Regions from separate parts of the Mus musculus genome. Here region 2 is linked to region 1. The links are chromatin contacts, found by Hi-C or POLR2A ChIA-PET in ENCODE. All regions are on one chromosome and are shown on one strand. The core of a region is the stretch at or near the end of the contact, and the rest is flanking DNA. Distances in the headings are between cores, read along the strand shown.

What was found. A loop is a pair of places that touch in the nucleus more often than their neighbours do. ChIA-PET counts read pairs that join two places held with the same protein, here RNA polymerase II (POLR2A).
Region 2: a map of T-helper 17 cell shows a loop between it and region 1 (6-fold over the local background). The contact joins the promoter of Fbxo5 here to the promoter of Zbtb2 in region 1. A Hi-C loop is called at or near these places in 1 of 37 maps with a recorded cell type or tissue (T-helper 17 cell). POLR2A ChIA-PET finds 5 or more read pairs at or near these places in 1 of 5 experiments (embryonic stem cell).

The regions. Positions count from the first base shown.
Region 1 is chr10:4,386,400-4,389,977 of GRCm38, reverse strand. Zbtb2 (zinc finger and BTB domain containing 2) reads left to right here and starts at 1,870. Exons shown (of 3, transcript NM_001033466.3): 1 at 1,870-2,133.
Region 2 is chr10:5,803,575-5,807,152 of GRCm38, reverse strand. It overlaps Fbxo5 (F-box protein 5), which reads left to right and starts at 1,688. Exons shown (of 5, transcript NM_025995.2): 1 at 1,688-1,894. The coding sequence starts at 1,816.

The DNA of each region.
Region 1 (3,578 bases), core at 621-3,120:
CGGAGCCCATACAGTCCCCTTAAGCTACTAAGCCACAATGGGGACTAAAAACCCAAATACCCTGCACATCTGGTGAGTCAAGCAGGCTGGCCTATGACTTCAAACTAGCTAGCAGCAAAACAGCCCAGTTCCAATCTGAGCAGCAGCTCCTATGGAGACCAAGATGCTCTAGACAACATATTGCTCCAGCAGGTCCTGAGGGAACAGGGATATGTGCTCTTAGCACAAGTCTTTAGAACCAGAGTAAGAGCTTACCACCAGGTTGTTTCTGTGAAACTGTTACAAAGTGCTGACAAACTATTCCTTAAGACTCAGAGAGATGGTATGTGGTACACCCTTATAATCTAATCCCAGCATCCCAAAGGAAATAGAATTGTGACAAGTTCCAAAGCAGCCAAGAGTTGCATAGCTTTTGACATTCTGTCTCAAAGACGTCCTTCCATCAAACCACCTTCACAAAGAACTCCACAATCTCAACTTGAAAGAACGAAGAACCTAAAAACCTTAACCATGACTCTCTCTACACAACAAATCACATTCATGTTGGTCTCTTTCTAAAGGAAATAGAGCATTCCAGTGTGAAGGACAGCACTGCTGTTTTACTGATAATGCCCTAGAACTCGCAGGTCACGGTCAGGACTCGTTTGTGGACGCAGACGTTTAAGCACTCTACAAGCCATTCATCTAGCTGATCAAAGGCTAGGAAAGTTCAAGGCAGGTATCCACGGGATCTGTTACTCACACTGGGCAACACTACAGCTACACAGATGTTTACATCCTCGAAGAAATTAGTCATCAGTAGGTGTACATACAACTGGATTGCTAAGCACACTCACTCGAGGTTTCTAGGACGCACAGTCAGTGTACAGCATTGTGCTAGGAGTCTGACTTTCAAAACCAAACGGGTTTGGCATCAAGGTCCTTACAGACTTCTGTGCTGGCAAGCCAAGTGTTAGCTGCCAGCACTTATTTACAAACAAGCGTAAAATCTAAGCTATGTAAAGTAAACCACTAACTCAAGCACGCAAAAGGGATAAAACTGTACTACCTGAAGCACAACTTCTAGCAAAAGGGAAACATAAAAGGTCAACTTTAAACCCTTAAGAAGGTTCAATCAGGGCATTCCAATTCCCCCGCCATGTTACCTGTTTCAGAATCTCCCTTTAACACACCCCACAGGATGGCAACTCTTGACTCTACTCCACTAGATCCTCAAGAGACCAAAAGTCAACCAGAGTATCGTCCTGTCCAAATGCACACAGCGCAAAGCACCACAAAGCTTAACGCGCAGGGAAGTATCCCACTCAATCCTAACGGAAACAGCTTAGCCTACAAGTCGCCTATGCAACGCAGCAAGCACCTCGACCTCGCAACACAGGACATGCAACGATAGCTACTTCTGTATGACTTTCAGCCAGCACCGATCAACAACAGCCCAACTCCGTATCTTCGGACGAATAGCTAACCCGGAGCAGTCCAAGGACAAAGGCAGAGAGAGCCAAGAGATGTCAAGCATCTCTTGACAGGAGAACGGGCATGCGTCTCCCTCTGCACCCCTGAAAAGACCGTCTGCAGCGGCAGGACTGGTCCTACCTAAACACTCTGTAAACAAGGGGGCCGGGCCGCCAGCCTCCGGGCCCGGCCGCTGAGAAGTTTCCTCGCCTCAGCTGCACATGGCTTGCAGAACTTTGGCTGGGGCCGCGAGCCCAGGCTGGGTGGAAGCCGCAGCGCCGAGCTGCAGGCGGCGGCAGCAGCGGCGGCGGCGGCGGCGACGGCGGCAGAGCAGCAGGAGGCGGAGGCGGGCGGGCAGGGGGGAGGGGAGCGGCTGGGGGGGCGGAGGGGCTCTTGCCGCCACTGCTCTCTCGCCGCCTCTCCCCCCCGGCGGGAGCCGCTCTCAGCCGCTTTGCACTAGTCGCTCCGCTCTCTCGGTCATGTGACCTTAACGTAACCGGACAGGAAAAGCCCCGCCGCCGCCGCCCGCCGCCGCGCCGGAGACACCGACCGCGGCGGCAGCAGCAAGCAGCAGCAGCAGCAGCAACGCGGGGCAGAGGCGGCGGCGGGGACAGTTAGGCCAGGCCGCCCGGCTCTGCCTCCCCTCTCACGCCCCGCCGCGGCCGCCCGCACCGGCGACAGGTAAGCGCGCACCGCCACCGCGTCCCGGGGCCCACGTGCCGCCCCCGGCCCGGGCTCCGGGAAGCAGCAGGGAGGGGCGGGAGCCGCCGGAGCTCGCAAACGGTTCCGGCAGCGGCCGTGGCAACAAAGGCGACGAATGACTCCCGGTCCCGGGGCTCCCGGCGAAGGCAGGCGGCGGGCCCTAGCGCGCGGGGCGCCGGGGCGGGGGCGGCCCCGGCGGGGCGGGGGCGGCGACGGCGCCAGGCGCCGGGGCCCTAGCCGCCTGACAAAACCATCCAGGCAGCCGGGCGGCGGCGAGTCGCGGCCGCTCCATCCGGGGCTTCGCAGGAGGGGGAGGGGACGGAAGCCGAGAGGGCGGGCGCAAGGGGAGGGGGCGCTCCGCGTTCCGGTCCTAGTCGCCGGTGTCTGCTGCCCGCCGCGGCCAAGGGCGTCCGGAGCGGGCGGCTGCCGGTGAGCGGTCCCGCGCCGGAGCCCCGCCAGGTGGGCCCATCAGGTGCGTACTCGGCCGTCGCCTCCCGCCGGGGTTGTTGTCTTCGCCGCCTCGGCGGCCAGGCCGCGAGCTGCGGAAGTGGGTTTGGGGGAGGGGAGGCAGCAGGGAGGGGGAGGGGAGGGATCCGGTCGGACCGGAGCAGGCCCGGCCTCTCTGGCGCGTCTCCCAGCTGCAGCGGCTCCTACAGCTGCTGTCGCTACTGCTACGGCTCCGCCTCCCGCTCGCGGGCGGGGGCGCGCACGCGCGCTTCCGGCCTCGGGTCTCGCGCTGTCTGAGGCTCTCGCGCGCGCTGCTCCCCTCCCCTCCCCCCTCCCGCCCCTCCACCACGCCCCTGGCGCCGGGGCCGTGGCGCCGGCCGGGGCGGTGCGCGCGCGAGGCGTAGGCGTCGGCATTGTGTTGGGCGCCGCGGGACTCGGGGCGCGGGCGCGCGGGCGCGGGCGCGGGCGCGAGCGTGCGGGGCCTAAGGGAGGGGCGAGCGAGCGAGCGAGCGGCGCGACCAGAGTGCGTTGCTCCCCCTCCCCTGGGCCCCTGGGGCGGACCCGGACGCCGCTCCGCCCGCTCCGCCCCCTCCCTTGCGGGGCGGGGCCAAGGCCTCCTGGGCGGGTCTTCGCTGCCTAGGGCTGCAGCCGGAGCGGTCGCGCCCTCCTCTGCCTGTTGGGCCAGGCTGGGAGAGTCTGTGCCGGGGAGTTAGGGGTTTGGGTTGCTGCAGGCGTTAAGCACAAGCTCCCAGACCGTTCGTTCACAGATCAGAGTGCATGCACAATTGAAAGCTGTGTAGGGTGCAAGCTTTCTGTTGCTTTTAGCTGGTAGTGGGTTATAAAGACTCCTGCAAATTAGATCCCGCAGCCGAGCAGTAAGAGGAAAAAATCTTGTGCCTGACAGGCTATTTGCTGCGAGAACTTCCCACCCAACTTCTCGAACAACTTAATCACACCTCGGGGAGTCTCTCTCCCAG
Region 2 (3,578 bases), core at 439-2,938, 1.4 Mb before region 1:
ACACACACACACACACCCCTGTCCCCCTTGCTTGAGCTCTAGGCACTTTTTTTAATGTAGTTCTTTGTGAGGTCAATACAGTTCAAAGTGTCAAACTTAACTGACCATTCAAGATTCTCAACCTATGTCTCTATTAACAGTTCTTTTAACACGTAGTTTAGTATCTTTCATTTACTGAAAATTTTGATTGCCAAATTCCTTCTCATTAGGATATAAACTTCCTTAAAGACAGGGCTCGTGTCTTTTCAGCCTTTTTACTTAGAGGCAAAGTTCTCAGGTACAAAACAGAAATAGCGGTCAAGATTTTGGTAAGCAACACCACCTACATCACTATTTTTTTTGCAACACTCCAAACGTGAAAATGCCAGAAAACTAGGGATAAACAAAAAGAATTTGATAAAAACTGGATCCACCCAACGTTTGTATGACTCAGTCCAATCTTGGTCCCGCTTTACACAGGAGCTGCATGGAACACTAACAGAAAGTCATATGCTCTTGCAGAAAAGCAAGAGGGAAATGGCATATCCTGTAGCTTTACTGCTCTGTAGTCTGAAAAGAAGTTAAGTGTATTGTCACCACTTAGAAATAAATTCAAGACGTGCATGCCCAGCATCATTAGTGGTGCACTATAGCTCACCATCAGACTTAATAATACTTTCACTCTCGCCTTTGATATAAAAATATCCACGCAGCCAGGGCGCTCCACCCCAAAGAGACGGGAGTCTGACTTATTTAGGGGAACAGGTCGGCTGTCGAGCCTAGCCAACGAAGGTTAAGAACACATAAAATAAAATACAAATTAACACTTTTAAGAATTCGTGGTGGTTGAAAACCCAAAAGAATGCAATGGCCAAAGCAGGGCTATACAGAGAAACCCTGTCTCGAACCGGCCCCCCCGCCCCCAACCCAAAAAAAAGAAAAAAAGAATGCAATGGCCAGATCTAAGTTAGGCCGCGCCCTCAGCCTTCGGAAGGCGCCAAGCAAAGGGACGCCGGGGTCCTGCTGCGCGCCATCCCCAGGGCAAGGGCGGTTCTCCGGTCACATGTCCCCCCCAGCTAGTCCGCCCCGCCCGGAGGGAACCGCCAGGCTCCTCGCGCGCAAGCGCCAACCCGCCAACTCCGTAGTGGCGGCCGCGCAATACGCAAGCGCAGGAGCTCCAGGCAGGGGGTGGAGCCAATTTAGGAGGGAGAGTAGAGCGCGCCTAAATCCTAGAGAGGCGGGTCCGGAGCCAGGGGAAGGGCTTGTTTTCCGGAAGGTGTGCACTCAGAGTGGCGGGTTTGCAGCTCTGCAAACTCGCTCGTAACAGACGATGGAGGAAGACTGGGGGCCCGCCTGTGTCCATCACAGACTTTCAGGCAGAAGTCGGAGCTGTCCCCAGGACATGAGGACTCTGGAGAAGCCGGTTCGCGGGATAACGGAGGGGGGGTGCGGGGAGAGGGCAGCATGGCGGGTTTGCGCAGAGGACCAGCCGCCTTCACAGGCCACGCCTACATGGGCGTGCTTGCCAGCTCCATCAGCAACTTTGGGGAGGCGAGGATCTGGGCGTGTGGGAGGAGCCCAGGCTCCAGGGCTGGCTCCGCCCCCGCGCCCTCCTATTGGGCGAGCGAGGGCGTCCTCTCATGCCGCCTGCCTATTGGCACGCTTGTGCAAACGCCGCGCCCCATTGGTCTGTTCTGATTTGGGCACCAAATTCAAAGATTTTAAAAGTACCAGCTGGCGCCTTTTAAGAGCTGCGGCTCGGCGCCTCGTCTGGCCGGCCACCTTTTTCCTGTCGTCGCCGCCACCTCCCCAGCATTGGAGCCCGAGTTTTGCGGCATGAGCCGGCGCACCTGCAGTGACCTGCGCCGGCCGTCCTCCTGTCCCTGCCGTCTTGGCGCGCGGACTACCGTGGACGGTGAGTGTGAGGCGGGCATCGTGGGAATCCTTTCTCTGTGGCGGCAGCCTCAGAAACTGGGTGCTTGCAGATCACGGTGTTCCGGGCCTCAGGCGACCTATTTGGGCCCGGGACTGGGAGGAAGGCGCGGAGCAAGGGTGGCTGGTGCAGAGTGGGACAGATGTGGTCGGCCTTGTACGGGGTCCTACTATTCCATCCCACCCCGAGACCCTGCACTGGGGACGTGCAAGGTAGTGGCTTCTGCGCGCCGCATTCCACCCCACCCCCTGCCTGGGCGCCAAATGCCCCCTCCTCTCCCCTCCTCAACTCATGCTCGAGCTGTGACAGGACTGTGGGACTCCAAGCTGGCCAGATGGCCCCATCTCTAGCCTCTACGCCCCCCATTTCACAACTCATCTATCTCACATCCATACTCAGTCTCCGTAACTTTTTGCCCTCAGAGCCCTGGCTGGAGAGCGCGGGAGATTGAGCTCCGCGCTTATCTCCCGCCTTCCCTCGTGCACCGCGCCCTCGGGGCACCTCCCACCACCGACCCCCTCAGCATTTCTAGGGGCTCCTTCTCAGCTCCCGCCAAATGTAAAGGACCCCCCAGCCCCCGCCTGCCCACTGTACCAAATGGAAAAAGTTTTTTTTTTCCTCCCCTGTTTTGCTGCTTCTCAGTAAGTCTCAAGGCCTGGAGTCAGCAGGGCCTTTTAAAAAGCGCCCTTTTTCCTCCAAAACGGTGAGTTTGCCTGTAGTGTTTAGCTGATGAAAGAATCGAGGAGGGATTGTTTAATTTTCGGGTGTTTTGAAGAATTAATGGTCACTTTTTCCAACGTTTAGGTGAGCAGAGAGAATCAATTGTTTATTTTCTTATTAATTTTTTATCTTTCTTGGCATCTCAATGAAAGATGCATCGGTTCTATCGTAGAAAATTTCCAACTGAAGGAAGAGGTAATTCATTCTCTCTCTCTCTCTCTCTATATATATATATATATCCTCAATAATCTTTCTTCATCAGAAAAGGAATTAAGTCTTGAAGAGAAGAAAGTACTAGCTTAGCAGAATGTGTCTGTAAAAGAGTACCCGAGTCTCCGTTAGAAAATAAGAAATTTAATGGTTTACGAAGGGATTCTTTTGCTCAGCTTTCCTCCTCAGGAAATGCTTGCTGCCCCCAACTCCCCTCCCCCACTGGGTTTACAGCCTTGAAGAAACCTTAAAAAATAATTAGAACATTTAAATATTTTTCAAAGTAGACTTAAAGGTTTTCTCTTGGCTTATACTTTCAATCACCTTTCCTCACCCTTGCACAAAGAAGGGATGGTGTTTGACCTTGGCCACATGGCTGGGGACTGAGACTGAAACCTAGTTAACATATGGAAGAGCTAAGACTTTAAGGCCAGCTTTCATTACAGTCTTTAATCTGGAGTGTAAAGCCTGTGTTTATAAGTTAAATGAAAGGCCAGACTTGGTGCACTTTAGCTCTCCACCTTTCCCCCATCCCGTGATTGGCTGAGGGGTGCTAATGTGAGTTCTAAAACATTGAAATATTTTTCGTTTTATCTGTAAGTTCATTTAAGGACAGCCCCCTCCCCAAAACCTAATAGAATAAGCTGGTCAGAAAGCTCCGCAGAGATTCTTTCATTTGAAGTTTTGCCTCCTCATTTGTGCTTTTGTGGAATTTATCTTGATTTTCAGTGTAAGA